Linked DNA regions of Homo sapiens: region 1 is linked to region 2. Evidence: read pairs that join two places in POLR2A ChIA-PET (ENCODE). Cell type or tissue: OCI-LY7. All regions are shown on one strand. Each heading gives the region's core, and the rest is flanking DNA. Links, peaks and the distances in the headings are about the cores only.

Region 1 (15,972 bases), core at 6,766-11,765, 150 kb before region 2:
CCCCACTATGTGGGGGCCACATAGACCTTGGGTTAATTGCAGGATCCTGTGAGCTTTGGTGTCTCTGTGTCTGGGATCCCCACCCCCAGGGGTGCTGTGAAGGCAGGTAGGCTTCCCTGCTTGATAGGGTAGCAAAGGCCTGTGGGTAGGACTTCTGCATTTTCTCTTATTAGCAAGGAAGAAAGGCTTCTGGAAAGAATGAAAGAAATCTTCACGAAAGGAAGCCGGGAATGAGAAAGCTGCAGCAGAGGCGGATCTCCAACAGAACACAAGTTTCCATAAGCGGGGGGTGGAAGAAAGAATTGGACTCAGAGGAGACCAAAGAATGGCATTTGTTGGGTGCTTCTTCTGTACCAGGCATTATGCTTTGCATCCTTTAGTGTCACAGTGACTCTGAGGTTTTATTCTTTTCCTTTTTATAGATGAGGAAACGGGCTTAGGGAGATTTAAACACTTGCCAGAGGTCACACGGCTAGTAAATGATGGAGTGGGGATTTGAACAGAACACATCTCAGCCATCATCGGTGGCATGAGCGGATCCATTGGGAGAGTTTCCAGTTCCAGTAGTGCAGGGAGTCAGGCCACAGCGGTGATGCTTTGGGGGCCCAGCGGCCATCTGTGGACCAGGAGAGCTAGTGGGGAAACCTGGGGTGGTGGCAGACAGGCTCTAGAGCCTGCAGATCTGTGTTCCTGCCTCTACCGCTTCCTGACTGTGTAACCTGGGATCTGTTACTTCACCTCCCTGGGCCTCAGTATCCATGTATGTAAAATGACACTTCTCCAAGGGTTGAGAGGAGTACATGATATGGACATCAAGCAGCGTGTACAGGGCGGGCTCAGTGCAAGTCCCCAGAGGGTGGGCAGCGTCAGTTTCAGTCCTTGCCCTCTTCCTTGGGCTTGTGTAATTTGATAATTGAAGTTTGTCTGTGTCACCATAGACTTGGCACAGCTCGTGGCCAGGGCAGGGGCTGTTCCTCTTTGCACCCAGGGTCAGTGCCCATGAATGCTTCATGGGCAAAGAAGAACAAGAGTGGGGCAGGGGGGTCAGGCAGCTGCTGGGCTGCTTGGGGATGAGTGGGGTGAAATACCACCTGGCCTCAAAGTGACCTGCACATTAGGACAACTGTGATCCTTTCTCCTTCAGTACATGAGTCCTCTGTATGAGCAACACAGGCCCAGAGTCTGCACTACAGGGAACAATCATCGTAGCTAACACTTCTATGGCTATGAACCAGGCAGTGTTCTGAACATTTGACACATATTCCCTACTTAAGCTTCACAACATTCGCTTGAAATGGGTACTGTTATCATCATCCCCATTTTACAGTTGGCTAATAAATGACAGAGCCGGGATTTGAAATTAAAGAACAGAGAGGTTAAGTGACTTACTGAAGGTCACACAGCTAATAAGTATTAAAGGTAGGATTCAAACCCAGATAGTTTGGCTCCTAGGCCATACTTTTAACCTCTGTGGTGTACAGCTTCTTGGGGAACAAGCAGCAAGAATCTGATCTTGGTATGAAACCAAGGATTTAACAATTATCCTAATAATGGCACATGTGGGCACAGCACTACACAGTTTAAAAAGCACATACAGCCAGGTGGGATTACAGGATCACACTTTTAATCCCAGCACTTTGGGAGGCTGAGGCGTGCGGATCACTTGAGGTTGGGAATTCAAGACCAGCCTGGCCAACACGGCGAAACCCCATCTCTACAAAAAAATACATAACCTAGCTGAGCGTAGTGGTGCATGCCTATAGTCCCAGCTACTCAGGAGGCTGAGGTAGGAGGATCTCTTGAGGCTCAGAGGTTGGGGCTGCAGTGAGCCATGATCATGCCACTGCACTCCAGCCTGAGCAACAGAGTGAAACCCTGTGTCAGAAAAATTAAAATAGGCCAGGTGCAGTGGCTCACACCTATAATCCCTGCACTTTGGAAGGCTGAGATGGGCAAATTGCTGGAGCTCAAGAGTTTGAGACCAACCTGAGCAACATGGTGAAACCCCATCTCCACCAAAAATACAAAAAATTAGCCAGGTGTAGCGGTGTGCACCTGTGGTCCTAGCTCCTCAGGAGGCTGAGACAGGAGGATCACTTGAGCCCAGGAGGCAGAGGTTGCAGTGAGCCAAGATCACGCCACTGCATTCCAGCTTGGGCAAAACAGTGAGACCCTGTCTCAAAAAACTAAATACATAAAATAAATAAAAATTTAAAAAATAAAATAAAAATAAAAACCACATACTACTATATAACTTGCTTTCATGGTTGTGATTTACTCAGTTCTCTAACTTCTCTATGAAGAAGATAGGGCTTTATTGGCTTCTTTTTTAAAATGTTTATTTCTCATTTAAACCAGAGAGTTTATTTATTTTTATTTTATTTATTTATTTATTTTTGAGATGGAGTTTTGCTCTTGTTGCCCAGGCTGGAGTGCAGTGGTGGGATCTTGGCTCACTGCAACCTCCTCATCCCGGGTTCAAGCGATTCTCCTGCCTCAGCCTCCCAAGTAGCTGGGATTACAGGTGCCCACCACCACGCCCAGCTAATTTTTGTATTTTTAGTAGAGACGGGGGTTTCATCATATTGGTCAGGCTGGTCTCGAACTCCTGACCTCAGGTGATCCACCCACCTCAGCCTCCCAAAGTGCTGGGATTACAGATGTAAGCCACTGCACCTGGCCTAAACCGGAGAGTTTAAAATGCTTGTCTGGGCCGGGCGCGGTGGCTCATGCTTTTAATCCCAGCATTTTGGGAGGCCAAGGCAGGCCGATCACCTGAGGTCAGGAGTTCGAGACCAGCCTGACCAACATAGTGAAACCCTGTCTCTACTAAAAATGCAAAAATTAGCTGGGCGTGGTGGCACACACCTGTAATCCCAGCTACTTGGGAAGTTGAGGCAGGAGAATTGCTTACACCTGGGAGGCAGAGGTTGCGGTGAGCCGAGCCGAGATCGTGCCACTGCACTCTAGCCTGGGTGACAGAGTGAGACTCCATCTCAAAAAAAAAAAAAAAAAAAAAACTTGTCCGGCTGGGCGTGGTTGCTCACGCCTGTAATCCCAGCACTTTGGGAGACTTAGGCGGGCAGATCACGAGGTCAGCAGTTTGAGACCAGTCTGGCCAACATAGTGAAACCCCATCTCTACTAAAAATACAAAAATTATCTGGGCATGGTGGGGCGTGCCCGTAGTTGTGGCTACTCAGGAGGCTAAAGCAGGAGAACGGCTTGAACCCAGAAGGCAGAAGTTGTGGTAAGCCGAGATTGTGACACTGCACTCCAGCCTAGGCAACAGAGCCAGACTCCGTCTCAAAAAACAAACAAACAAACAAACAAAAAATTAGCTGGGTGTGGTGGCAGGCACCTGTAATCCCAGCTACTCGGGAGGCTGGGGCAGGAGAATTGTGTGAACCCGGGAGACAGAGGTTGCAGTGAGCCGAGATCGAGCCATTGTATTCCAGCCCGGGCGAGACTCCATCTCAAACAAAAAAAAAATTGCTTGTCCAATCCGTGATAATTTATTGAACAGTTACATGCAAAGTCATTCATTCACATTACCTCATTGAATCCTCCCACAAATCCAGGAAGTAGATATTATTGTTCCCATTTTACAGTTGAGGAAACCGAGGCATTAGGAGGTGGCTTTCCCAGATCCTACAACTTGTGAGAGCTGAGACTCACTTCCAGGCCTGCCCGAGTGCAGAGCCTGAGCTGATAATTACCGGGCTCTCCAGCAGCCTCAGTCCCATCCTGGGTAGATGTTACCTCCTGCTTGTTTTCATTCTGGCCTTCCCCCCATCACTTCCATCCCTCTAGCCACTCCTGAAATTCCGAACACTGCCTTAATTAATTCTCTCTACCTAAGTGCCCGCTTCATTAAGGTGCTTTCTGCCATGAGTTTTTGGCTTAATTATGTGGTGTTCTTCATTGTACTTAGTTGGGGAATCTGATTAATCACCATTTTATTTATCCAAATGTTCATTTATCTGCAGCCGGCGTCTCCTGGGAGAGCCTTGTTTTTGCTGAGCTTGCCCTTCCTGGATTGTCTTCCCCTTCACCCCTGTCTTAAGTGCTCCTCTTTGGAGGGCACCTTCTTTCCAGGCCTTGGCTGCCCACTCCAGAGCTTGCCGGGGTCCCGGCATCTGGGAGATGGGACTGGGGATGCCTCAGTAGTTTAGACGTGGGAACATGGGCAGAAGTAGAGTAGGAATTGACAAGAAGATGGGAGTCCTGGGAGAGTGGGACCTCAGGCATGGAGGATTCTGGGCCCTGTCTCAGCTTGCCAAGAAAGGCCTCAGCATCTCCTCCTGGTCTCCCACTTCCAGTCCATCCTCCTCCTGTAGCCAGACAGCACTGCACCCAAAGCACCCAGCTTCCATGTCTCTATGCTCAGACCTTCCCTGCCTCCTAGGGACCAGCAGAATAAAGCCCTGGGTCCAAGGTCCAGCCACATCTCTTCCCCACCCTGCCACCCCTCATTTCATTCATCCAGAGCCACCCCAGGCCTCCAAGCTGTCCATACCCTCTCCATATCATGTGACCAGCTTGTCCCAGTTTGCCCAGGACTTTTGGAACTTGTCCCTGAAAGTGCTGTGCTCTAAGAAACCCCATGGTCTCAGGCACACTGGGACAGTTGGTCATCCTCAGCTCAGGGTCACCCACAGTCTCAGGCAGACTCATGGGGGTGTGCTCATTTGTCGCCATCAGTTTTGTCTTTGAATGTGTTTGTTCACTTATAAAAATATTACTCATAGGCCGAGCGCAGTGGCTCACGCCTGTAATCCCAGCATTTTGGAAGGCCGAGGCGGGCTAATCACTTGAGGTCAGGAGTTCAAGACTAGCCTGGCCAACATAGTGAAACCCCATCTCTACTAAAAATACAGAAATTGGCCAGGCGTGGTGGTGGGTGCCTGTAATCCCAGCTACTCAGGAGGCTGAGGCAGGAGAATTGCTTGAACCTGGGAAGCAGAGGTTGCAGTGAGCCAAGATGGTGCCACTGCACTCCAGCCTGGGTGACAGAGCAAGACTCCGTCTCAAAAAAAAAAAAAAATTACTCCTCGATGTAAAAACCTTGCAGAAATATATCTGGCTGAATCTCAAAGGCCCCCATAATCCCATTCCCTAGAGTTAACAAATTAACAGTTTGATGATTCTTTGTTTTGTTGTTATGCGTGAAAACAGCGTTGTCCTACTCAAGTGGCTCTGCAGCGCCGTTTCAAACGTGGTAGCTTGGCCCTCTTCCCACACTCCATCATAATGGCTGCATTGTGTTGAATCGTGTGGAGGCACTGTCATTGACTGTGACCCCTTCTGAGGGACATCCACAGTGTTTTCATTATTTTTTATTTATTTTATTTTATTTTTTATTTTTTTGAGATGGAATCTCGCTCTGTCACCTAGGCCAGAGTGCAGTGGCGCAATCTCGGCTTACTGCAACCTCTGCCTCCCGGGTGCAAGTGATTCTCCTGCCTCAGCCTCCCGAGTAGCTGGGATTACAGCCACCATGCCTGTCTAATTTTTGTATTTTTTGTAGAGATGGGTTTCACCATGTTGGCCAGGCTGGTCTCGAACTCCTGACCTCAGGAGTCCGCCCACCTTGGCTTCCCAAAGTGCTGGGATTACCCGCGTGAGCCACTGCCCCTGGCCTTTTTTTTTTTTTTTTAAGACGGAATCTCGCTCTGTCACCAGGCTAGAGTGCAGTGGTGTGATCTCAGCTCACTGCAACCTCCACCTCCTGGGTTCAAATGATTCTCTTGCCTCAGCCTCCCGAGTAGCTGGGACTACAGGCGCACACCACCACGCCCAGCTAATTTTTATATTTTTAGTAGAGACAGGATTTCACCATGTTGGCCAGGATGGTCTCAATCTCTTGACCTCGTGATCCGCCCACCTTGGCCTCCCAAAGTGCTGGGATTACAGGGGTGAGCCACTGTGCACAGCCTGATTTTTTTTTTTTTTTTTTTATACAGAGTCTCCTCTGTCGCCCAGGCTGGAGTGCGGTGGCACAATCTCAGCTCACTGCAAGCTCCACCTCCTGGGTTCACACCATTCTCCTGCCTCAGCCTCCTGAGTAGCTGGGACTACAGGTGCCCACCACCACACCCGGCTAGTTTTTTGTGTTTTTAGTAGAGATGGGGTTTCACCGTGTTAGCCAGGATGGTCTCGATCTCCTGACCTCGTGATCCGCCCACCTCGGCCTCCCAAAGTGCTGGGAATACAGAGATGAATGAACCACCCTGCCTGGTCCCCGGCCTGATTTTTTTTTAGACTTCCCCTTGGTAGCACCCTGGGCCGTTTGGCCCAGGATTTATGCAAATTAATGTAGATATATGCTAATTAGATCACTGCCAGGCACTTTGTTCTAATGGAGTTGCCAGCTCAGAGGTGCAGTGGGTTGGATCTGCCCAGAAGGGGCTTGCAGAGCCCCCCAGCTGGGGAAGGGGTGGGGATGGGTCAGTGGTCACTGAGATGAGGGGATGGGGTTACCATGGAGACAGAGGCCAGGAGCCTGCTGCTGCCTCCTGACAAGACCAGGGCTGGCCCAATCAGTCGCATCCTGGGCCTCCCTAGCAGCTCCAAGCTGGTCTCTGAGGGCTAATGATGCAGAAGGTGAGCAGATGCTCCCTGGCTCCCCAGGCCCAGCGGAGGTAGAGGGCTGGGCCGCAGCAGGAGGGCGTGCAGACAGGCAGATGGCAGTCAGGGGATTGGGGGTCCAGGACCTGTCCCGAGGAGGAGGAAGATTACCCCTCCAGGGTGGAAGGCACCTCCAGCAGTGCCATAAGGGGTGAGACTCCCAAATGCTGGGGCATGCAAACAGGCTGGGCGGCCAAATCTCAAAGAGCACCTTGGTAAGAAGTGGTGGAAAAGAGCAAGGGTTTGGCCCCAGACTGGTTGGAGTCAGCCGTTCTGCGTCCCCTTAGGCAAGCCTGCCACTGCTCTGGGCCTCAGTTTCCTCATTTATAAAAAGGGGTAGGATTGGCCGGGCGCGGTGGCTCACGCCTGTAATCCCTGCACTTTGGGAGGCCCAGGAGGGAGGATCACGAGGTCAGGAGATCGAGACCATCCTGGCTAACACGGTGAAACCCTGTCTCTATTAAAAATACAAAAAAAAATTAGCCGGGCATGGTGGCGGGCACCTGTAGTCCCAGCTACTTGGGAGGCTGAGGCAGGAGGATGGCGTGAACCCGGAAAGCAGAGCTTGCAGTGAGCTGAGATAGTGCCACTGCACTCCAGCCTCGGCGACAGAGAGAGACTCCGTCTCAAAAAAAAAAAAAAAATAGGGTAGGATTAAAAGGTGTGACATGAGCATGAGGTTTATAGACAATGAGTGCTCCATAAAGTATCCTAAGGTAGACCCCTTGAGAGAGGTTACTGATCTTCTGGGAGATTTGGTTTGTTTTGTTTCCTAATGGGACAGATGTTACTGGTGTCTGCTCTGAGGAGGGAAAGGGCAAGACTGTCATCCCCAAGAGGACAGGAGCTGGGTGCACTGTATTCACCACTGTGTTCTCGGGATTTAGCACACAAGAGGCACTCGAACTCCTGACCTCGTGATCCACCCGCCTTCGCCTCCCAAATTGCTGGGAGCGTGAGCCTGACCAAGATGGCAAAACCCTGTCTCTACTAAAAATACAAAAATTAGCCAGGCATGGTGGCAGTCACCTGTAATCCCAGCTACTCAGGAGGCTGAGGCAGAGAATTGCTTGAACCAGGGAGGCGGAGGTTGCAGTGAGCTGAGATCGCACCACTGCGCTCCAGCCTGGGCGACAGAGCGAGACTGTCAAAAAAAAAAAGGCACTCGAGAAATGTTTATAAGACGAATACATGTTATGTACTCAGAATACTGTCTAGATCAAATAGGAGATAAATAAATGTGGCCGGGCACAGTGGCTCACACCTGTAATCCCAACACCTTGAGAGGCCAAGGCAGGGGAGGATCACTTGAGCTCAGGAGTTCGAGACCAGCCTGGGAAATATAGTGAGACCCTTGTCTCTACAAAAAAGTTTAAAAAATAGCCAAGTGTGGGTGGCAGCTGCCTGTAGTCCCAACTACTCAGGAGGCTGAGGTGGGAAGATCACTTGATCCCAGGAGGCTGAGGCTGCAGTGAGCCCGGATCATGCCACTGCACTCCAGCATGAACAACAGCAAGACCCTGTCTCAAAAAAAAAAAAAAAAAAAGAGAGAGGAGACTTCTGGTCCAACTTTGTTGTAAGACATTCCGGAACTATAGAAGTGCATATAGTTAAGATTCAAAGTCTCCCCATCTCCCCACTCCCTAGAAATAACATCTCATAACTGTTTATTGTTATGAGATAACTCCCTGGCTTTTGGTCCTGTGTTTACAGTCGCACGCGTTTGGTGCCTTTTAGGGGAGGTGTTTACACGAACGGAATCATGTTGCTCTGCAGCTTGCTTTTTTCACCTAACAGTGATGGCCGTGGCCATTTCCCAGTGGGATCCGGGCTGGGATAGAGAGGCAGCAAGGCTGCAAAAGCCCTGGAAGAAAGACAGGAGAGAGGGGTGTGCGTGCGTGCGTGTGTGTGAATGCGTGTGCGCGCATGTGTTCGTGCGTGCGCGTGCGTGTGTGCACGTGTGCATGTGTGTGTGTGTGCGTGTGTGTGTGCATGTGTGTGCGTGTGTGTGTGTTCGGGGACCAGGGAGGCATCTTCACAGGTCCCTAGGCACAGTGGAGGGGAACCTGGCAGAGAAGCCCCCATCATCAGCTCATCAGCTCCCAGAGGACAGTGGTCTCTGTCTCCAGACGAGCTCTCTGAGGCAGGATACACGCCATGTTGTTCACTGCCATATGTCCAGGGCCCGGCACATTGTAGGTGCTCAAGAAATATTTGCTCAATGAATTGAGTCCTTACTGGGCCCATCTTCTTTGGCAGGGTCAAAGACCACTTGGTCTCTGTGACTGTTCCTTTTAATCTTATGTTGAGTTAAATCTCATTTCAACTCATGCTCAGATGGCAATGACCCCAGATGGACCCCCGGAGATGGGGAGAGGGAGGAGCACCTCCCCTCAGGCACATCACTGCCCCCTCTGCTGTCAGTTTGCTCACCTCCCTAATGAGGGGGTTGGGCCAGCAGATCTCAGGGGTCCTTCCAGCTCTGTTGTCTGCGGCTTTCATCCCACTCCCTCATTTCACAGATGAGGGGTTGAGTCGAGTTTAATTTTGTCAGCTGCCTCAGAAATCCATTGGGAAAAGGGGGGTCTGAGGTTGGGGATGCAACAAAAGCTGTTGCCATATAGTCAGCACCAACTGCGTGCCAGACATCCGGCTGGCTGCGAGCTTTATGGGCACTGTCTGAATCCTCAGGACATTTCACTAATGAGAAAACTGAGGCTCAGAGAGGGGGATAACTTGCCGAAGGTCACACAGTGAGTCGATGAGAACTGGGGCTGGAACTCAGGCCTCCCTGTCCTTAAATGGAGAGCTCGTCCCTCAGTGGACTGAAGTCAGTGAGAGAGACAGAACCAGGCTGGACCAAAGCTTTCTCCAGAAACTTCAAGGGTCCATCCCTCATCTTTCCCCAGACAGGCTGACTTCTGTGTCTAAGGCCTATGGTGACATGGCTGGAATTTTGGCCAGGAAAGTAGTTGACTTGCCAAATTGGCTGGCAAGGGTGGGGCACGAGAGACTTCTGATGGGTTCAATGGCCCTGAGCCTGGGCCCTACGCTACCTTCTCTCCCAGCCAGCTTCCTGGAGCTAGGGTGGGCCCATCTGCATTATTCAGCCCTTGTCCCTCACTCCCCACCTTGTGTGGGCTCCTGGGGTTGGCGTCTAGACAGACAAGAGCATCCTACTGAGAACAGAGGCAGCCCTGACTCGGGGCTGAAGGTTCCTATGGCAACGGCATCCCCCTTCAGCTGGCAGCTACCTGATAAATAAATAATTAGGGGTGGGGGCGGGGAGCGAAGGGCAGGGGGAAGGGCAGCAGGGAGCCTCAGGGAGGCCCCACTCTGGAGAGCAGAAGGGCCAGTTAGGTTTGAAGTAGGGTGGAGGGCAGGGGGGTTGGCATTGCTAGGTGAAAGAAAGTGGACGGAAAAAAGTGGCCAGATATGAGAGATTTGGAAGATCCCAGAGAGCCAGGGCTTGAGGATGGGCTGCGGCGAGTGGGGGACGTGGAACAAGTGGGGAGCATGAGGGAGACTGAAACCTAAAGTTTAGGTTCCTAGCTCAAGCGGCTGGACACATCGTGGGGCCCAAAACACTGGACATGGACCAGGTTTGGGCATATGGAGTTCACAATGAGCTGTTCACTGAGTCATTGGTTAGAATGCAGCTGGGGGCTGCACGTGAGCAGGTAGTCACTGAAGCTTGGGTGGGCATGCGTTTCCTGGGATAAGTGTGGCATGAAGAGGGCCTGGGATGTAGCTTTGGGGCACTCTAATAGTTAGGGGCCTGCTGCTCTAGAATGGGGTAGTAGCCAAGGAAGGTGGAGAATTTGGTTTTAGCACCTGGAGTGTGCCAAGCACTGGTCTCACCACTGAAAATACGGCAGTGAACCACACAAGCAGAAATTCCTGCCCTCACAAAGCTTGCCATCCACTGCAGGAGACAGACCATAACTAAATAGTGTGTAAAAGAGTGTGTTTGCCAATGATAAGCACAGGCCAGCGTGGTGGCACATGCCTGTAGTCCTAGCTACTCAGGAGGCTGAGGTGGGAGGATTGAGCCAAGGAGTTCAAGGCTGCAGTGAGCCGCGATCACACCACTGCACTCCAGCTGGGTGACAAAGCGAAAATCCCATCTCAAAAAAATAAAAATAAAAAGTAAAAAACCACCAGGTGCAGTGGCTCATGCCTGTAATCCCAACACTTTGGGAGGCCACGGTGGGCAGATCACTTGAGGTCAGGAGTTTGAGACCAGCCTGGCCAACATGGTGAAACCCCATCTCTACTAAAAATATAAAAATTAGCTGGGCTTGGTGGCAGGTGCCTGTAATCCCAGCTACTCCAGAGGCTGAGGCAGGAGAATCGCTTGAACCCGGGAGATAGAGGTTGCAGCAAGCCGAGATCGCGCCACTGCACTCCAACCTGGGCGACGAAGCTGGACTCCATCTCAGGGAAAAAAAAAAAAAAAGGCCGGGCACGGTGGCTCATGCCTGTAATCCCAGCACTTTGGGAGGCCAAGGCGGGCAAATCACAAGGTCAGGAGTTTGAGACCAACCTGACCAACATGGTGAAACCCCATCTCTACTAAAAATACAAAAAATTAGGCCAGACGTGGTAGCTCACGCCTGTAATCCCAGCACTTTTGGAGGCTGAGGCGGGCGGATCACGAGGTCAGAAGATCGAGACCATCCTGGCTAACACGATGAAACCCCGTCTCTACTAAAAATACAAAAAATTAGCCGGGCGTGCTGGTGGGTGCCTGTAGTCCCAGCTACTCGGGAGGCTGAGGCAGGAGAATGGCGTGAACCTGGGAGGCAGAGCTTGCAGTGAGCCGAGATTGTGCCACTGCACTCCAGCCTGGGCGGCAGAGTGAGATTCTGTCTCAAAAAGAAAAAAAAAAAAAAAAAAAGTAAAAATCCAATCATAAGCACTGTGGAAAAAATAAAGGAAGGAGGGAGGTAGGGAGTTTTGCAGAAAAATATAATTTTAAATAATACTGACTCTTCTTGCAACCCTATGAGGAAGATACTGTGAATCATACCCATTTTGTTAACCAAGAAACAGGCACAGGAAGGTTAGTGCCGTGCCAAGAGTTGTATAATAACCAGCACACCAGGATTCTGACTCAGGCTTTGCTCCTGACCACTAGGTCATCCTGCCTCTGGGACGGTGCCATGGGGCAAAAGCCAGAAAAGAGTGCTGCTGGCAGGAGAGAGGGCAATTGAGGTCAGGTAAGATGAGGACTGAAATTCATCTGCTGAATTTATTATTTATTTATTTATTTATTTATTTATTTATTTATTTATTTATTTATTTTTGAGATGGAATCTCACTCTGTCGCCCAGGCTGGAGTGCAGTGGTGTGATCTTGGCTCACTGCAACTCCCACCTCCTGGTGGAGGTTGATTCAAGTGATTCTCCTGCCTCAGCCTCCCTAGTAGCTGGAATTACAGTTGCCCACCACCATGCCCGGCTAATTTTTCTATTTTTTTTTTTTTTTTTGAGTAGGAGTCTCACTCTGTTGCCCAGGCTGGAGTGCAGTGGCACGATCTCAGCTCACTGCAGGCTCCGCCTCCTGGGTTCAAGCCATTCTCCTGTCTCAGCCTCCCGAGTAGCTGGGACTACAGGCGCCCGCCACCACGCCTGGCTAATTTTTTGTATTTTTAGTAGAGACAGGGTTTCACCATGTTAGCCAGGATGGTCTCGATCTCCTGACCTCGTGATCCACCCGCCTCGGCCTCCCAAAGTGCTGGGATTACAGGCGTGAGCCACCGCACCCGGCCAATTTTTGTATTTTTAGTAGAGGCGGGGTTTCACCATGTTGGCCAGGCTGGTCTCAAACTCTTGACCTCAAGTGATCCACCCACCTCGGTCTCCCAAAGTGCTGGGATTACAGGCCTGAGCCACATCACCCGGCCTTATCTGCTGAATTTAATGACAAGGAGATCGCCAGTGACCTCAGTAAGAACTGTTTCAGTGGCCAAGCAGAAAGTCACTCTGGCAGATCGAGTGGCAGGGAAGGCCATGGAGACCTTTTATGTAGTTTTGGGGGTGAGAGTGTTGAGATAGATAAGGCTGATATCAGCTGCAAGGTGGTAAGAAGCTTTTTTTTTTTTTTTTTTGAGACAGGTAGGCTATCACAGCTCACTGTAGCCTCAGCCTGCTGGGCTCAAGCAATCCTCCCACCTCAGCCTCTCAAGTAGCTGGGACCACAGACGTGCACCACCACGCCCGGCTGAGTTTTTGTATTTTTTGTAGAGGTGGGGCTTTATGCCATGTTGCCCAGGCTGGTCTCAAACTCCTGAGCTCAAGCAGTCTACCCACCTGGGCCTCTCAAAGTGCTGGGATTACAGGCATGAGCCATTATACCCAGACACTTTTTTTTTCTTTTTTTAATGGGAGAGGCTTTGAGCTTGTTAGGAGCCAGTGAGAAGGATCTGGGGAGAGGGAGAGGCTATGTTTACAAGAGAGAAGGGACTGTGGATGGTGTGGGCTCCTGAGAAGACAGGAGGAGCTGGATCCAGAGTGCAGGTGGCGGGGGCCAGCCGCGGCGGCAGGGCAGGGCAGGGCAAGGCAAGGCAGAAAGAAAGAAAGGCCAGGCGCGGTGGCTTATGCCTGTAATTCCAGCACTTTGGGAGCCTGAGGCAGGTGGATCACCTGAGGTCGAGAGTTCAAGACCAGCCTGGCCAACATGGTGAAACCCCGTCTCCACTAAAAAATACAAAAAATTAAGCCGGGCATGGTGGCGGGTGCCTGTAATTGCAGCTACTGGGAAGGCTGAGGCAGGAGAATAGCTTGAACCCAGGAGGCGGAGGTTGCAAGTGGGCCTAGATCGCACCACTGCACTCCAGCCTGGGCAACAGAGCGAGACTCAAAAAAAAAAAAAAAAAGGAGGAAGGAATATATAGAGAAGAGAGAGAAAGAGAAGAAAGAAAAAAAGAAAGAGTCAGGCGCGGTGGCTCACGCCTGTAATCCCAACACTTTGGGAGGCTGCGGCGGGTGGCTTATGAGGTCAGGAGTTCGAGACAAGCCATGACTAACATGGTGAAACCCCATCTCTACTGAAAATACAAGAATTAGCTGGGCATGGTGGCACTCGCCTGTAATCCCAACTACTTAGGAGGCTGAGACAGGAGAATCGCTTGAACCTGGGAGGCAGAGATTGCGGTGAGCTGAGATCCCGCCACTGCACTCCAGCCTGGGTGACAGAATGGGACTCTGTCTCAAAAAAAAAAAAAAAAAAAAAAGAGAGAGAGAGAGAAAAGGAAGGAAGGAAAAGGAAAGGAAATGAAAAGAAAAAAGAAAGCAGGCCAGGTGCAGGGGCTCACGCCTGTAATCCCAGCACTTTGGGAGGCCGAGGCAGGCAAATCACCTGAGGTCGGGAGTTTGAGACCAGCCTGACCAACATGGAGAAACCCCGTCTCTACTAAAAATACAATAATTGGCAGGGCATGGAGGCACACACCTGTAATCCCAGCTACTCGGGAGGCTGAGGCAGGAGAATCACTTGAACCCGGGAGGCGGAGGTTGCAGTGAGCCGAGATCACGCCATTGCACTCCAGCCTGGGTGACGAGTGAAACTCCAAAAAAAAAAAAAAAAAGGAAGGAAGGAAGGAAAGAAAAAAAAGGAAAGAAAAAGGGAAGGGAAGGGAAAGAAAAAGGAAAAAGAAAGAGCTGGGTCAGGGGAGAACAGAGATCAAAGGCAGAGAGGACTGATGGGCAGGAATGTGGGGCTTCCTCTGTGAGCATTGGCAGGTGAAGACAGAGATGTGAGGCCTGGGTGACATGTTCTCATCTGTCACTCTGGGATTACAGTCAGGGGGCTCATTCTGTGTGGCTGGGATGAGATTTGTATTTTAGAAAAAGTAACTGAGTGGGGTGGTGGCCAGCCTTCCCCTGGCGGGAGATCAGGGAGAAGTCTGTATCCACTGTCCCCAGGAACTTTCACCCCAGCTCACTTAGGAGAGGGATTCAAGAAGCTATCTTGGCTTGGCTTGCAGCTCTCTAGGTAAAAATATCTCCAAACGAAGGAAGGAATTTTTCCCCCAGTGCACATGCATTTGCAATTTATGCAAAGGAGTAGATTGCTGTTGCCTCTGCACAGTTCCTGCCTTCTAAGTAACAAAGACACAGCAAGGCCGGTTATGATTTACAATCACCACAGCCCTCAGATTAGTGTTTCGGAGCTGACGCAACCAGGTGGGAAAGGTATTCCTCTTATTTTGTTCTTATTATTATTTGTTAATTAGCTGCATGTAACTGCTACACAAGCAGAAGTCCTGTAATATTTGACTTGGTGTTTGTTTGTTTGTTTGTTTTGAGACCGAATTTCGCACTTTCACCCAGGCTGGAGTGCAAGGGCACGATCTCAGCTCACTGCAACCTCCACCTCCCGGGTTCAAGTAATTCTCCTGCCTCAGCCTCCTGAGTAGCTGGGATTACAGGTGCGTGCCACCACGCCCAGCTAATTTTTTGTATTTTTAGTAGAGACGAGTTTTCCCCATGTTGGCTAGGCTGATCTCGAACTCCTGACCTCGTGATCCACCCACCTTGGCCTCCCAAAGTGCTGGTATTACAAGTGTGAGCCACTGCACCGGCCTTGACTTGGTTTTCTAATAAAAAATAATAACTTTAAAATTGAGATTGTTGCCGGGCGCGGTGGCTCACGCCTGTAATCCCAGCACTTTGGGAGGCTGAGGCGGGTGGATCACAAAGTCAGGAGATGGAGACCATCCTGGCTAACATGGTGAAAACCCGTCTCTACTAAATGTACAAAAAATTAGCCGGGCGTGGTGGCGGGCGCCTGTAGTCCCAGCTACTTGGGAGGCTGAGGCAGGAGAATGGTGTGAACCTGGAAGACAGAGCTTGCAGTGAGCCGAGATCACGCCACTGCACTCCAGCCTGGGAGACAGAGTGAGACTCCGTCTCAAAAAAATAAAAAAATAAAAAAATAAATAATAAAATAAAATTGAGATTGTTTATAAGACACTGAATCTGATTTTTTTTTTTTTAATAGAGATGGGATCTCACTATGTTGCCAAGGCTAGTCCCAAACTCCTGGCCTCAAGCCATCCTCTGGCCTTGGCCTCCCAAAGTGTTGGGATTACAGGCATGAGTGACTATACCCAGGCTACATCTAAATTTTTTAAAAGATATATTTAGGCCAGGCATGGTGGCTCACGCCTGTAATCCCAGCACTTTGGGAGGCCAAGGTGGGTGGACCACATGAGCCCAGGAGGGTATGAGACTAGGCTGGGCAACAGGGCGAGACCCTGTTCTCTACAAAAAATACAAAAATCCACTGGGCATGGTGGGATGCGCCTGTAGTCCCAGCTACTCGGGAGGCTGAGGCA
Region 2 (15,972 bases), core at 3,755-8,754:
TTTGGGAGGCCGAGGTGGGTGGATCACCTGAGGTAAGGAGTTTGAGACCAGCCTGACCAACATGGTGAAACCCTGTCTCTACTAAAAATGCAGAAATTAGCCAGGCGTGGTGGCGCATGCTTGTAATCCCAGCTACTTGGAAGGCTGAGGCAGGAGAGTCACTTGAACCTGGGACAGGGAGTTTGCAGTGAGCTGAGATCTTGCCATTGCACTCCAGCCTAGGCAATGGGTGAAACTCCATCTCAAAAAATAAAGTAAAAAATTAGCTGGGCGTGGGGGCACATGCCTGTGTTTCCAGCTGCTTGGGAGCCTGAGGTGGAAGGATTGCTTGAGCGTGGGTGGCAGAAGTTGCAGTGAACAGAGATCATGCCACTGCACTTCAGCCTGGGCAACAGAGTGGGACCCTGTCTCAAAAAAAAAAAAAAAAAAAAAAAAAAAAAAAAAAAGAAAAGAAAAGGAAGGTTTTCAGCTGTAAGGCTGAAAGAAGGCTCACCCCTGCAATCTCAACACTTTGGGAGGTCAAGGCAGGTGGATCACCTGAGGTCAGGAGTTCAAGACCAGCCTGGCCAACATGGTGAAACCCCGTCTCTACTAATAATACAAAAAAATTAGCCTGGCATGGTGGTGCACACCTGTAATCCCAGCTCCTCGGGAGGCTGAGGCAGGAGAATCGCTTGAACCCGGGAGGTGGAGGTTGCAGTGAGCAGAGATCACACCATTGCACTCCAGCCTGAGTGACAAGAGCGAAACTCTGTCTCCAAAAAAAGAAAAAAGAAAGATTTTCTCTTTCTTTGGGATGAAGATATGCACAGAATTTGGTGATTGAATTAGAAATCTTATATCCTGGAAAGATGAAGTAATGGAGGAAAAGTACAGAGTGCCTCTGGTTTGGGACACAGTGATTACATTTGATAGGACACCTGTTGAGTTTGAGGTAGAAGCAGAATATCTGGGTGTATACTGTAGGCAGCTCTACCTGTAGCAGGAAATCAAGGTAGGAGGTATTTGATTTGGGTGGCATCTGTGTAGTGGGGCAAAAACAAACCCTGTAATCTCTGTACTATTTGGCTAAATGTTATTCAAAAATCATAAACATTGGTTTTTTAAAATCTGTAATAAAGATCTATAAGATCTTTTGTTGTGTTTCCTAATGATAGACTGATGGGTGGAAGCTGAAAGGAGAGTCAAGGTGCCTGGCAGGTTCTTTGCTAGGTGAGCAAATCAAACTCTAGGTCAGTCCTTGGCAGAGCTCTAAGATCTGATTATTGCTGTGCAAGTTAAGAAGCGTTTATTGAAGGCTTACTCAGGCCTCTGTCTTACACTGAGCCCTATCATAAGGAATCACATCTGACTTACTGAGCAGTTTTATCCAGGTCAGTTAGCAAACTTGAGTTAATAATAGTAAATGGCAAAACCTGTTTCCCACTCAGGTGGCCTAAACCAGTGACCTTGGAATTGGCATTCATCATTACAACACAATTCTTTGGGCTGGACGCATGAAATAATGAACAACGTTGGGGAACTCAGGGTAGTTGGTATATTGCAGTTGTGGACCACCCACAGGTTACTTTTCTGTAGTCATTATAGTGTATTGTACTGGTTTTAGTGTTGTTCTCACCTTCTGGACTGAACTATTCTAGATCAGAGACTTGTGTTTTTCATGCCCCTTTTCCAGGAGGTATTATGAAACTTTCGTGTTGATTGAATGAGGGAAGACGAGAGGTTCTTCAGTTTTGCGCTCAGGTAAAGGAGTGGGTCTTACAGCTCAGTCATCCTGCTGGGAAACACATGGCAACAGGTAGAGGCCACTTGATAGGCAGCTGTGCTAAGGGTAGCATAATTGAAGAGCAAAGGGGCACATCTCTAGGTGGAGAATCTCTGCCCTTATTAGCCACTGTTACGGATAGGAGGTGTAAGAGGGTGCCTGATCTGTCATGTGGGTCAGAGTGAAAAAGAGGTTGAGAACCACTGATGATAACGGAAATATTTATATGTTCTAGGCATTGGGCTATTGTATTTCCTATATATAATCCTTACAGCAATCCTATGAAGGAGATAAATACCCTTTTTTGAAAAGTGAGAAACTGAGGCTTTGTTACCAGGTAATACCTGGTTTTTGAAATCAGTCTTTGATTCCAGTGTCCACGTTCTAGATCTGTTTCTGCTTCCCTAGGCAAGATAAACCAGACAAAACTGTGCAACCAAGTGGCACATTACAGGGCCAAAGAATTGTTTTGCCATAATTTTGCTTGAAATTTAGAGACTGTAAACTTAATAATGAGATGAATACAAATGTTGACCATTCTCCTATAATTGCAGGAGTACTTGCCCCCAACTCCCAAAAGCAGTAATGGTAAAGTCCATTTTTCTTCAGTTCTGTTTTTTATTACATATGTGTTCTAAGTGGTAATGTGGATGGAAAATTATCTCTGTAGAGACAGAATGACTCAATATAAAGTGATCCTATTGCCAGCTCATTCTACCCTACCACTGGGCCTTTTTTTTTTTTTTTTTTTTTTTAGTGGCCCTTTGGCATAATGGAACAAAGTTTGAGATCGAATTGGCAGGATGCTTTCACTAGTGAACTAGCGAAGTAAAGAATATCACAGGCTGTGATGCCAGTAGCATTGGAGGGAGGGGAACTCTTTGTCATGCCAGGTACTTTATTTCTCTCGTAATTACTCCCATTTAAGAGCAATTGCTTTTACACTTTTTTCTTTTTATTTATTGAGACAGGGTTTCACTCCTGTTGCCGAGGCTGGAGTGCAATGGGCACCATCTAGGCTCACTGCAACCTCTGCCTCCTCGGCTCAAGCGATTCTTCTGCCTTAGCCTCCCTATCCTGGGACCACAGGCACACGTCACAACACCTAGCTCATCTTTGTATTTTTTGTAGAGGTGGAGTTTTGCCATGCTCAGGCTGGTCTCAAACTCCTTTTTTTTTTTTTTTTTTTTTTTTTTTGAAATAAAGTCTTGCTCTGTAGTCCAGGCTGGAGTGCAGTGACGCGATCTCAGCTCACTGCAACCTCCGCCTCCTGGGTTCAAGTGATTCTCCTGCCTCAGTCTCCCCAGTAGCTGGGACTACAAGTGTGCACCACCACGCCCGGCTAATTTTGTATTTTTAGTAGAAACAAGGTTTCACCATGTTGGCCAGGCTAGTCTCGAACTCCTAACCTCAGGTGATCCACCTGCCTCGGCCTCCCAAAGTGCTGGGATTATAGGCATGAGCCACCGTTCCTGGGCCACTTGTATACTTACATTAAAAAGTTTTTCATTTTTTGGCTGGACGCAGTGGCTCACACCTGTAATCGCAGCACTTTGGGAGGCTGAGGAGGGTGGATAGTTTGAGCCCCCAGGAGTTCGAGAGCAGCCTGGACAACATGGTGAGATCATGTCTCTACAAAATATACAGAAATTAGCCAGGCATGGTGGCGCTGTGCCTGTGGTCCCAGCTACTTGGAGGGCTGAGGTAGGAGGATCACTTGAGCCCAGGAGACGTAGGTTGCAGTGAGCCGAGATTGTGCCACTGCACTCCATTTTGGGTGACAGAGTTGAGACCCTGTCTCAAAAAAAAAAAAAGGCCTCCCAAAGTGCTGGGATTACAGGCGTGAGCCACTGCGCCCGGCAGAGAGCCCTCATTTTTGGGCCAAACTGAGGTCTTCGGAGGGAAGTGAGGGAAAGAAGTCTCATGAAAAAAATTTTTTTTTTTTTTTTGCCTGTAAAATTATACCCATAGTATACAATTAAGATAATGTGGACTGGGCGTGGTGGCTCACGCCTGTACTCCCAGCACTTTGGGAGGCTGAGGCAGGTGGATCACGAGGTCAGGCGTTTGAGACCAGCCAACATGGTGAAACCCTGTCTCTACTAAAAATACAAAAATTAGCCAGGTGTGGTGGCACGTGCCTGTAATCCCAGCTACTCAGGAGAGGCAGGAAAATCGCTTGAATCGGGGGCAGAGGTTGCAGTGAGCCGAGATCCCGCCACTGCATTCCAGCCTGGGTGACAGAGGGAGACTCTGTCTCAAAAAAAAAAAAAGATGATGGATATTGGGCCAGGCGTGGTGGCTTATGCCTGTAATCCCAGCACTTTTGGAGGCCGAGGTGGGCGGATCAGTTGAGGCCAGGAGTTCGAGACTAACCTGGGCAACATGATGAAACCCCGTGTCTACTAAAAATACAAAAATCAGCCGGGCGTCGTGGCGCGTTACTGTAATTCCAGCTGCTCGAGAGGCTGAGGCATGAGAATTGCTCTAACCCGGGAAGCAGGGCAGAGGTTGCAGTGAGCTGAGATCGCACAACTGCACTCCAGCCTGGGCGACAGAGCAAGGCTCTGTCTCAAAAAAAAAAAAAAAAGATAATGGATATGGAGCAAAATACTAGAAAATAAAGCTGGGTACATTGGCTCCTGCCTCTAATCCCAGATACTCAGGAGGCTGGGTCAGGAGGGTTGCTTGAGGCCAGGAGTTTGAGACCAGCCTGGGCAATATAGTGAGACACTGTATCTACAATAAAAAGGAAAAAAATTAGCTGGGCATGGTGGCATATGCCTGTAGTCCTACTCAAGGGAGGATCACTTGAGCCCAGGGAGTTCAGGCACTCCAGCCTGTGTGACAGTGAGATCCTGTCTCTTTGAAAAGAAAAAAAAAATGAAAAAAAGGAAATTTAAAAAACAAATACTAGGAAACACTAGACACATCTTCCCACCCAAATGAGTTATGTATTTGAAAATGTTACTCATTTTGGGCTGGGCACGGTGGCTCATGTCTGTAATCCCAGCACTTTGGGAGGCCGAGGCAGGCGGATCACGAGATCAGGAGATCGAGACCATCCTGGCTAACACGGTGAAACCCTGTCTCTACTAAAAATATGAAAAATTAGCCGGGTGTGGTGGTGGGCGCCTGTAGTCCCAGCTACTCGGGAGTCTGAGGCAGGAGAATGGCATGAACCCGGGAGGTGGAGCTTGCAGTGAGCCAAGATCGCACCACTGCCCTCCAGCCTGGGCGACAGAGCAAGACTCCGTCTCCAAAGAAAAAAAAAAGTTACTTATTTTGACAGTAATTTTTATACCTTTAGATTTTTTTCTTTCCTGAATAACATTGAAAATTTCATTACTAAAAGCCTAAGGTCAAGTCTTTGACTTGAGAGTGTTTTATTCTTGTATTGTGAAATCTGTTTTCTCTGTAAACTGCTGTGGGATAGATAAACTGGTTGATGAAATAGGGCAAAAAAATTAAAGTCGATTGGTTGAACTGTAGCCTCTGTACTGGATTATGAGGGACAGAGGTAGAAGCTTTGCCCTGGGGGAAGGGAAATTTGGAGGACAGTTCCACAGAGCTTACCCACTTTGCTTGCACTCTTTTAGCACTAGGATATATCAGTATCCATCATAGATTGACAGCCTATAGGAGATAATTCCAGAGAACCAGGCAAAAAAAAAAAATCAGTGGGTGAGGCCAGGTGCAGTGGCTCATACCTATAATCCCAGCACTTTGGGAGGCCAAGGCAGGCGGATCACCTGAGGTCAGGAGTTGGAGACCAGCCTGACCAACATGGAGAAACCCCATCTCTACAAAAAATACAAAATTAGTGGGGCGTGGTGGCGCACGCCTGTAATCCCAGCTACTTGGGTGGCTGAGGCAGGAGAATTGCTTGAACCTGGGAGGCAGAGTTTGCGGTGAGCCGAGATTGTGCCATTGCACTCCACTCTGGGCAACAAGAGCGAAATGCCGTCTCAAAAAAAAAAAAAAAAAATTCAGTGGATGAATATATTTTGACTCCACTTGTACCTTCTTTTTCTTTCACTTGGTGTGGCCATCTTAACAATGATATTCTGATACCCACCCCTGACATGTCAACCAGTCTTACTCTTCAGTGCTGTTAGTCTTTTTTTTTTTGAAGGGTTTTAAAAATTTTATTTTTATTATGTATTAAAAAAGAGCTATCATGGTTTCTTTCATTGGGGTGGATGCCTTGGATAATCCATTCAAGGAAGATCACTTCGTCCAACTTAATGCAGCCCAATTTAATGAAACCCATTTTCTTCGCTTACTGACAGAAACACTGGTGGGGCATATTGAGGCCGTAATTTGGATCAGATCTTGCTGGTCTGAGCATACGCAACAAGAGAGAGAACCCTGGCTGAATTTTTGCGAGTGGCTCCAGTAGAGCTGCTGGTGACCCATCTTGCTCTCAGGAGTGCAGTGAGACAAAAGGAAAGAGCTCCAGTTAATTTTTATACCTTGTAATTAACAGGGACTACTATGTTAAACTGGGAGGGAGCCCAAGTATTTCCCAAACTGGGGAGTCTTGACATTCCCTAGAAATGTCTTTCTGTTGTACCTGCTGATGGACTCTCTTAGACAATGAATCTTGTCTACCTGGGTAGATTGCCTTAGCATTTGTGCTAGTAGCATTTGGTTAACATGTTAAAGCTGAATAATCCATCTTTCATATTTTGTTTCTCTTACACATGTACTCTTAGAGCCTTTTCATTATGCTCAGAATTCACAAGGCTTAACATTATGTGCTTGGTCAAAGGAATCATCAGCAGGCCTTCTTCAACTATAACTTTTTCTTTTTTTTGAGACAGAGTCTCACTTTGTCACCCACTGGCACTATCTAGGCTCACTGAAACCTCTGCCTCCTTTGTACAAGCAATCTGGTGCCTCAGCCTCCTGAGTAGCTGGGATTACAGGGGTGTACCACCATGCCTGGCTAATTTTTGTATTTTTAGTAGAGACAGGGTTTCACAATGTTGTCCAGGCTGGTTTTAAACTCCTGGTCTCAAGCAGTCCTCGCACCTTGGCCTCCCAAAGTACTGAGATTAAAAGTGTGAGCCACGTACCTGGCCTGACTATAATTTTAACCTAGCCTGATTATAACTTTAAGAATTACCTTGTTCCAGTGTAAACAAAAGAAGTTCGGCTGGTTGCAATTGGCTCACGCCTGTAATCCCAGCACTTTGGGAGGCTGAGGTGGGCGGATCACCTGAGGTCAGGAGTTTGAGACCAGCCTGGCCAACATGGTGAAACCCCGTCTCTACTAAAAAATACAAAAATTAGCCAGGTGTGTTGGCGGGTGCCTGTGGTCCCAGCTACTTGGGAGGCTGAGGCAGGAGAATCACTTGAACCTGGGAGGCGGAGATTGCAGTGAGCTGAGATTGCACCACTGCACTCCAGCTTGGGCGACAGAGCAAGACTCTGTCTCAAAAAAAAAAAAAAAAAAAAAAAAGGAAGTTCAGTCAGATGCTCTTCTCTAATGCTGAATGGTACTTGATTATATATGCCTCTGAAATGGCAACTTGTAGAGATATTTATGATGTATCTTTACCTTGTTTAATTTTAGAAGGTTTTTTAAATTTAATTTTATTTTTTTGAGATGGAGTTTCATCCTTTCACCTAGGCTGGAGAGAAGTGGCAGGATCTCAGATCACTGCAACCTCTTCCTCCTGGGTTCAAGCAGTTCTCCTGCTTCAGCCTCCCAAGCAGTTGGGATTATACGTGTCCACTACCATGCCTGGCTAATTTTTTTTTTTTTTTGAGACGGAATCTTGCTCTGTTGCCCAGGCTGGAGTGCAATGGCGCGATCTTGGCTCACTGCAACCTCTGCCTCCTGGGTTCAAGCACTTCTTGTGCCTTAACTTCCTGAGTAGCTGGGATTACCGGCACATGCTACCATGCCCGGCTACTTTTTCTGTTTTTAGTAGAGACAGGGTTTCACCATGTTGGCCAGGCTGGTCTCGAACTCCTGACCTCAAGTGATCCACCTGCCTCAGCCTCCCAGAGTGCTGGGATTATAGGCATGAGCCACCGCCCCCAGCCAATTTTTGTAGTTTTTTGTTTTTTATTTTTTCAGACAGAGTTTCGCTGTCACCCAGACTGGAGTGCAGTGGCACAATCTCGGCTCACTGCAACCTCCTCCTCCCAGGTTCAGGTGATTCTCCTGCCTCAGCCTCCTGAGTAGCTGGGATTATAGGCATGTGCCATCATGCCAGCTCATTTTTGTATTTTTAGTAGAGACGGGGTTTTGCCATATTGGCCAGGCTGGTCTTGAGCTCCTGACCTCAGGTGATCTACCCGCCTCAGCCTCCCAAAGTACTAGGATTACAGGCGTGAGCCACTGCGCCCGGCCTCAAAAGGTTTTTGATGTGAAATTAGTAAAATTGTATGATAGGTGGTAGTGAGATGTGACTATGGGAATAAAAGGTCATGATAGGAAAATAAATTGGAGTAAAGTTAGAAATATGCACCAGAATAATGGGTTATAGAATTTACCCTGATGGGCCGGGCATGGTGGCTCAAGCCTGTAATCGCAGCACTTTGGGAGGCCGAGGCAGGCGGATCATGAGGTCAGGAGATTGAGACTGTCCTGGCTAACACAGTGAAACCCCGTCTCTACTAAAAATACAAAAAATTAGCTGGGCATGGTGGCACGCGCCTGTAGTCCCAGCTACTTGGGAGGCTGAGGCAGGAGAATTGCTTGAACTTGGGAGGCGGAGGTTGCAGTGAGCCGAGATCGCACCATTGCACTCCAGCCTGGGCGACAGAGCGAGACTCCATCTCAAAAAAAAAATAAAAAAAATAAAAATAAAAAGAAAAAAGAAAAAAGAATTTACCTTGATGGTCCTGGTGGCTAAAGAAAAGAGGAAAGCATAATGATTCCTGAGATTCTTACTTAGAGGAAAAAACAGCAGTTAGGGAGAGTTGTGTTTGGAATTTCAGTTATAGATGTGGTTGAAGTGCTTTGTAAACTGTAAAGTAATAAGATTTTTTTTATTTCTTTTTTTTATTTTTTATTTTATTTTATTTTATTGTTTTTGAGACAGTCTCGTTCTGTTGCCCAGGCTGGAGTGCAGTGGCGCGATATCAGCTCACTGCAAGCTCTGCCTCCTGGGTTCATGTCATTCTCCTGCCTCAGCCTCCCGAGTAGCTGGGACTATAGGCGCCCGCCACCAAGCCCAGCTAATTTTTGTATTTTTAGTAGAGATGGGGTTTCACTGTATCAGCCAGGAGGGTCTCGATCTCCTGACCTCATGATCCACCCGCCTCGGCCTCCCAAAGTGCTGGTATTACAGGCGTGAGCCACTGTGTCCGGCCTTTTAAAAAGTTTTTTAGCGGAGTCTCACTCTTGTTGCCCAGGCTGTATAGTGCAGTGGTGCGATCTCGGCTCACTGCAATCTCCACCTCCTGGGTTCAAGCCATTCCAATGCCTCAGCCTCCCCAGTAGCTGGGATTACAGGCATGTGCCAACATGCCCAGCTAATTTTTGTACTTTTAGTAGAGATGGGGTTTCACCGTGTTGGCCAGGATGTCTCGAACACGTGACCTCAGGTGATCCACCCACCTCCACCTCCCAGAGTGCTGGGATTACAGGAATGAGCCACCATGCCCAGCCAGTGGGATGTTATTACTTGTTTTTCATGACACCTTTCTGTATTTTCAGAAGACACACATGTCTTTTGTGCATGTGTCCATTTTCTCTCAGGCAACAGCATTTGCTGAATACTCTGCAGGCTAAGCCTGAGTACAAAATTAGGTTTCTGGGTGTGTGGAAAGAATACTTTAACAATTAGAATCTATCTAGTTATTCACTCTTGTGAAAGGACTTAAACATTCATACAGGATGAAAGAACTGACAACATAGTGCCAGGAGAGAAGTCAGTGCTGAAGTGCTGAGGATAGGGTAAATCATCTTTTTTTTTTCTTTTCCTTTTGAGAGATTTCTGATCTCCTCTTTGTTTTTTACATTCAGTTTCTTTGACTTCTGGATATTGTAAAGAGCCATAATAGCACTGTGGCTTCAGCTCAGTGTGTAGTTGTTGGCTGCCCTGGCATTTTGCTCCTTGCTGTGAATGTACTCTTTTTTTGAGATTGGGTCTCTATCTGTCGCCTAGGCTGGAGTGCAATGGTGCAATCTCGGCTTACCACAGCTTCCACCTCCCGGGTTCAAGTGAGTCCTGCCACAGCCTCCTGAGTAGCTGGGACTAGGGGTGTGCACCACCATGCCTGGCTAATTTTTGTATTTTTAGTAGAGATGAGGTTTCACTATGTTGGCCAGGCTGATTTTTGAACTCCTGACCTTATGATCCACCCGCCTTGGCCTTCCAAAGTGCTGAGATTACAGGCGTGAGCCACTGTGCATAGCCTGCTGTGAATATAATCTTACACCTCCATGTAAGAAGTGGTGGGGTCAGTGATTGGCAATAGGTTGGGTAAGTTTAATACTTGGGAATTTGGTTAAAGAACTTGGCCCTGAATGGTGTAAATGTGTTGGTACTTGCAGTTGGGCCTTGTGTGGTGGCTCATGCCTGTAATCCCAGCACTTTGGGAGACGGAGGTGGGTGGATCACGAGGTTAGGAGTTCGAGACCAGACTGACCAACATGCTGTGTGTGGTGGCAGGTGCCTGTAATCCCAGCTACTTAGGAGGCTGAGGCAGGAGAATCGCTTGAACCCCGGAGGCGGAAGTTACAGTCAGCCAAGATCGCGCCACTGCACTCCAGCCTGAGTGACAGAGCAAGGCTCTGTCTCAAAAAAAAAAAAAACCAAAAAAACAAAAAAAAAAAACCCAAAAACCCCGCTGCAGTTATTAGACTTCTCCAGAGGAATGCGCTTCATGTTTTTTGTGTAATATTTTTTTGAAAACTGTTGATTTTTTTAATTTTGTTTTGAGAGAGAGTTTCACTCTTGTTGCCCAGGTTGGAGTGCAGTGGCACGATTTCGGCTCACCGCAACCTCCACCTCCCGGGTTCAAGCAATTCTCCTGCCTTAGCCTCCCGAGTAGCTGTGATTACAGGCGTGCGCCACCACACCCAGCTAATTTTGTATTTTTAGTAGAGATGGGATTTCTCCTTCTTGGTGAGGCTGGTTTCGACCTCCCGACCTCAGGTGATCTGCCCACCTTGGCCTCCCAAAGTGCTGGGATTACAGGCGTGAGCTACCGCCCCCAGCCCTTTTTTTTTTCTAAATTATTTTGAGACAGAGTCTTACGCTGTTGCCCAGGCTGGAGTGTAGTGGCACGATCTCGGCTCACTGCAATCTCCACCTCCTGGGTTCAAGCGATTCTCCTGCCTCAGGCTCCCGAGTAGCCGGGATTACAAGCATGCACCACCACGTCCAGCTAATTTTTGTATTTTTAGTAGAGACTGGGTTTCGCCATGTTGACCAGGCTGGTCTTGAACTCCTGGCCTCAAGTGATCCACCCGCTTCAGCCTCCCAAAGTGCCAGGATTACAGATGTGAGCCAGTGGGCTCAGCCTGAACTATTGATTTTTGTTGATAGCTTATTAATGGTTTTACTAGATTTAGTAGATGTGGATTTGTCTGTTGCCATTAGTAAGTGCTCTTTTATGGTCCAAGTACCTTTCTTAATATTTTTATGAGTCTCATCAGGAAAACTGTTCTAGGTTTTTGGAAATTGGGGGCCCTAAATATTTTTAAATTCATTTTTATTCATTAATTAATATTATCATCTTGTACAGATGGGGTCTCATGTTGCCCAGGCTTGTCTTGAACTTCTGGCCTCCAGCAGTCCTCCTGCCTTGACCTCCCAAAGTGCTGGTATTACAGGTGTGAGCCATCATGCCTGGCCTGTTAAAGATTTTTTAAAATAGCAGCTTTGGCCAGTGCAGTGGCTCAAGCCTGTAATTCCCAGCACTTTGGGAGGCTGAGGTGGGTGGATCGTCTGAGGCCAGGAGTTCGCGACCTGCCTGGCCAACATGGTGAAACCCTGTCTCTACTGAAAATACAGAAAAAAATTAGCCGGGTGTGGGGGTGGGCGCTTGTAATCACAGCTACTCAAGAGGCCGAGGCAGGAGAATCGCCTGAACCCTGTCGGGGCGGAGGTTACAGTGAACTGAGATCGCACCACTGCACTCCAGCCTAGGTGATGACTTCGTCTCAAAAAAAAAAAAAGCAGCTTTACAGATTTGTAGTTTATCCATTTAAAGTGTATAATTCCAGCTGGGCACGGTGGGTCACTCCTGTAATCCCAGCACTTTGGGAGGCCGAGGCGGGTGGATCACGAGGTCAGGAGATCGAGACCAACATATGAAACCACATCTCTACTAAAAATACAAAAACTAGCTGGGCGTGGTGGCGCATGCCTTTAATCCCAGGTACTCAGGAGGCTGAGGCAAGAGAGTTGTTTGAATCCGGGAGGCGGAGGTTGCAGTAAGCCGAGATCGTGCCATTGCACTCCAGCCTGGGTGACACAGCTATACTCTGTCTCAAACAACAACAACAACAAAAAACAAAACAAAACAATAAAAATTAGCTGGGCTGGAGCCTGAGGCGGAGCTTGCAGTGAGCCGACATCATGCAATTGCACTCCAGCCTGGGGGACAAGAGCAAGACTCCATCTTAAAAAAAATATATAGTTCAGTAGTTTTTAGTTTTTAGTGTATTCATTGTTGTGCATATATCATAATCATTAATTTTAGAATATTTGCATTACCCCAAAAATCCTTTACCCAGCAGCCGTCACTCCCCAGTCTTAGGCAACCACCAGTCCACTTCTGTCTCTTTATTTGCCTATTCTGGACATAAGTGAAGCATGTTTTGTGACTGCCTTCTTTTACTTAGCATAATGTTTTAAGGGTTCATCTATGTTGTATGTAGCATTTATCAGTACATCATTTATTTTTATTTTTTATTTTTTAGATGGAGTCTCGCTGTCGCCCAGGCTGGAGTGCAGTGGCACGATCTCAGCTCACTGCAGGCTCCGCCCCCTGGGGTTCCCGCCATTCTCTTGCCTCAGCCTCCCGAGTAGCTGGGACTACAGGCGCCCGCCACCTCGCCTGGCTAATTTTTTGTATTTTTAGTTGAGACGGGGTTTCACAGTGTTAGCCAGGATGGTCTCGATCTCCTGACCTCGTGATCCACCTGCCTCGGCCTCCCAAAGTGCTGGGATTACAGGTGTGAGCCACTGCGCCCGGCCTTCTTTTTATTTTTGTATAATATTTCATTGTATAGATCTGCCACATTTAATTTATCCATTTATCAGTTGATGGGCCTTTTTTTCTTCTTTTTTGGCTATTATGGATAATGCTGCTATGAACATTTGTGTTCAAGTTTTTTTCTGTAGACATGCTTTCATTTCTCAGGTTTGAGAGTATATAAATTTGTAATGTATAGGTACAAAAATAACAAATTTCTTCACTAGGGGCAGGTGCTCATTAGAAATGGGGGATGGGAGGATTAGTTTATCTACAACTTACACTATGGATTTGGAATTTTTCCAAGCCACACATTTTACTGGGGCTAATGACTACTTTCTTTTCTCTCTGAAGGAAGTATTTGGAGGCTAACACTGTAAATAAACTTGTTTACAAACCCGGGAAGAGGAGTGCTTAAACTGTAGAGAACAGGTGTTTTCAGTGAGCTCCGTAAACTCTTTAGATGCAATGAATATGCAGTTGATTGATCTGCTGGTGACAATTTTTCTTTATTAAAGCAAGTTCCCTAAGAATTTTAACAAGGGGACAGTTCATTAACCTAGTCTTGGTTATTATATGTATTTAAAATCACCAAATTGGGTGTTAATTATTAAGAAATGTTCTCTGTAATCCCAGCAATTTGGGAGGCTGAGGCAGGTGGATCACCTGAGGTCAGGAGTTCAAGACCAGCCTGACCAACATGGTGAAACCCCCATCTCTACAAAAATACAAAAATACAAAAAAAAAAAAATTAGCCGGACATGATGGGGGGGTGCCTATAATCCCAGGTTCTCAGGTGGCTGAGGCAGGAGAATCACTTGAACCCTGGAGGCGGATGTTGTGGTGAGCTGAGATCGCACCATTGCACTCCAACCTGAGCAACAAGAGTGAAACTGTCTCAAAAAAAAAGGAAATGTTCTTTAATTTGTTAGAGTTTATTGAGTCAAATTGCTTCCCCCACCCAGTTGTCCCAAATTAGGGAGATACCACTTTTAAGGGTCAGAAGCCTTGTAAAATACAAAACAATGAAATTAATATGTCGTTCCTTTGGAGAAACTTAGTTTCATAAAGAGAGGAGGGAATTATAAAGATAATTGTTTCTGGCTAGGCGTGGTGGCTCATGCCTGTAATCCCAGCACATGAGGCAAGTGGATCACCTGAGGTCAGGAATTCGAGACCAGCCTAGCCAACATGGAGAAACCCTGTCACTACTGAGAAAAAAAAAGAAAAATCATCTGGTGCATGCCTGTAATGGCTTGACTCTTGGAGGTGGAGTCTGCAGTGAGCCGACGTCGTGCTACTGCACTCCAGCCTGGGCAACAGAGCGAGACCCTGTCTTTTAAGAAAATGGTCTTTAAGTTCAGTGTAGCCCTTAAAAGTGATGTACATGGATTAAGGACTGGAAGAAAGTACTGCAAAGTGTTTATATTTGTATGCATGGAGAGATTACAGGTAGTATGCTTTGCTCTTGTCCATTTTGTATTTTCTGAATTTCAAACAGTTAAAAAAGAAAAAAAGACAAACCTTATACCATCTGTTAAGAGCTTGGTCTGCCATTTTGAGTGAAAGCAGATGGTTTACACATTTCCAGTGGAGTTTAGATGTTAGAAAAGACCTTGGAAATCGAAATTATTTAGCTTTTTTCCCCTGATGAAGTGCTGTCCTTTGCATTAGTTATCTCTCTTTTAATTTTTAAAAAAGTTAGTAGATATGTTGAATATAGGTTGCTGAAATAGGTTGGGTGTATTCAATGAGATCTAGAGGCAATTTTATTTTATTTTATTTTATTTATTTATTTATTTATTTATTTATTTTTGATACAGAGTCTCGCTCTGTTGCCCAGGTTGGAGTGCAGTGGTGCAATCTCGGCTCACTGCAACCTCTGCCTCCTGGATTCAAGCGATTCTCATGCCTCAGCCTCCTGAGTAGCTGGGATTACAGGGATGCACCACCATGCTTGGCTAATTTTTATAGTTTTAGTAGAGACAGGGTTCCAACCATGTTGACCAGGCTGGTCTCGAACTCCTGACCTTAGATGATCCACCTGCCTCGGCCTCCCAAAGTCCTGGGATTACAGGCGTGAGCCACTGGGCCTGGCCTAGAGATGATTTTATTTTAGTATTATTTCCTTTCTGTATCTAGAATTAATAACGAGTAATCATATGCTTTGTCCTGGAAGTGTTCTAATATTTTTACATGATTTGAGCCACTCAGTACTGTATGCACATTTTTATCTTTCTCATTTTTTTTTAAAAAAAGTATGTTAGTCCATTTTGTGTTGCTATAAAGGAATATAGGAGACTGGGCAATTTATAACAAAAAGAGGTTTATTTGTCTCAGTTTTGCAGACTGTACAGGAAGTAAGTTACAGCATCTGCTGCTGGTGAGGCCTCAGGACACTTTTACTCATGGCAGAAGGCACAGTGGGAGCACATGTGTCACATGGTCAAGAGAGGGAGCTGGAGAGAGAAGAGGTTCCAGGCACTTTTAAACAGCCAGCTCTTGTGTGAATTAATAGAGTGAGAACTCACTCATTACCATGGGGAGGATATCAAGTACTTCCTGAGGGATGGGCCCCCATGACCCAGACACTACACACTAGGTTCACCTCCAACCTTAGAAGTCACATTTCAGATGAGATTTGGAGGGGACAAACATCCAAGCTATATCAAAGTATAATATCCTTTCCCCACACCCCCCGCCCCCCAGAGGATAGCTTTTCTTTAAAAAAAAAATTTACTTTTTGACTGGCCGTGATGGCTCATGCCTGTAATCCTAGCACTTTGGGAGGCCAAGGTGGGAGGATCACTTGAGTCTAGGAGTTGGAGAACAGCTGGGGCAACATACCAAGACCCCCATATCTGTTAAAAAATATTTAAAAAGCCTAGGAGTTTAGTTTTCATAAGTGCTCAGTGAATGGCATGATGCTATTCAAAATTGAATTTAATTATTTCCTTCAATTCCTGTACTGTATTCTGTTTCTGTGGTTGATATATCCATTTGTGGCATGTTAGGAGCTATCCTAGATTTCTGCCTCC

Evidence for each region. ChIA-PET counts read pairs that join two places held together with the same protein. Peaks named below come from ENCODE experiments on the same cell type or tissue, not always from the same donor. Only the 100,000 strongest peaks of a DNase experiment are listed, where the experiment ranks them.
Region 1: POLR2A ChIA-PET joins it to region 2 with 5 read pairs; 2 of 35 experiments call an interaction of 5 or more read pairs at or near these places.

What each region holds. Positions count from the first base shown.
Region 1 is chr1:31,192,662-31,208,633 of GRCh38, reverse strand. All of the region lies in intron 1 of NKAIN1 (sodium/potassium transporting ATPase interacting 1), which reads left to right. Among named protein-coding and RNA genes, the nearest start is that of NKAIN1, 39 kb to the left of the region's middle. RefSeq lists an enhancer at 9,640-10,140. In OCI-LY7, for the core only: no CTCF peak of the experiment used is centred there; no DNase peak of the experiment used is centred there.
Region 2 is chr1:31,041,084-31,057,055 of GRCh38, reverse strand. The region is part of intron 2 of PUM1 (pumilio RNA binding family member 1); the gene reads left to right. It also overlaps the pseudogene LOC107985097. Among named protein-coding and RNA genes, the nearest start is that of PUM1, 17 kb to the left of the region's middle. RefSeq lists an enhancer at 79-579. In OCI-LY7, for the core only: no CTCF peak of the experiment used is centred there; no DNase peak of the experiment used is centred there; H3K27ac peaks cover 446 bases.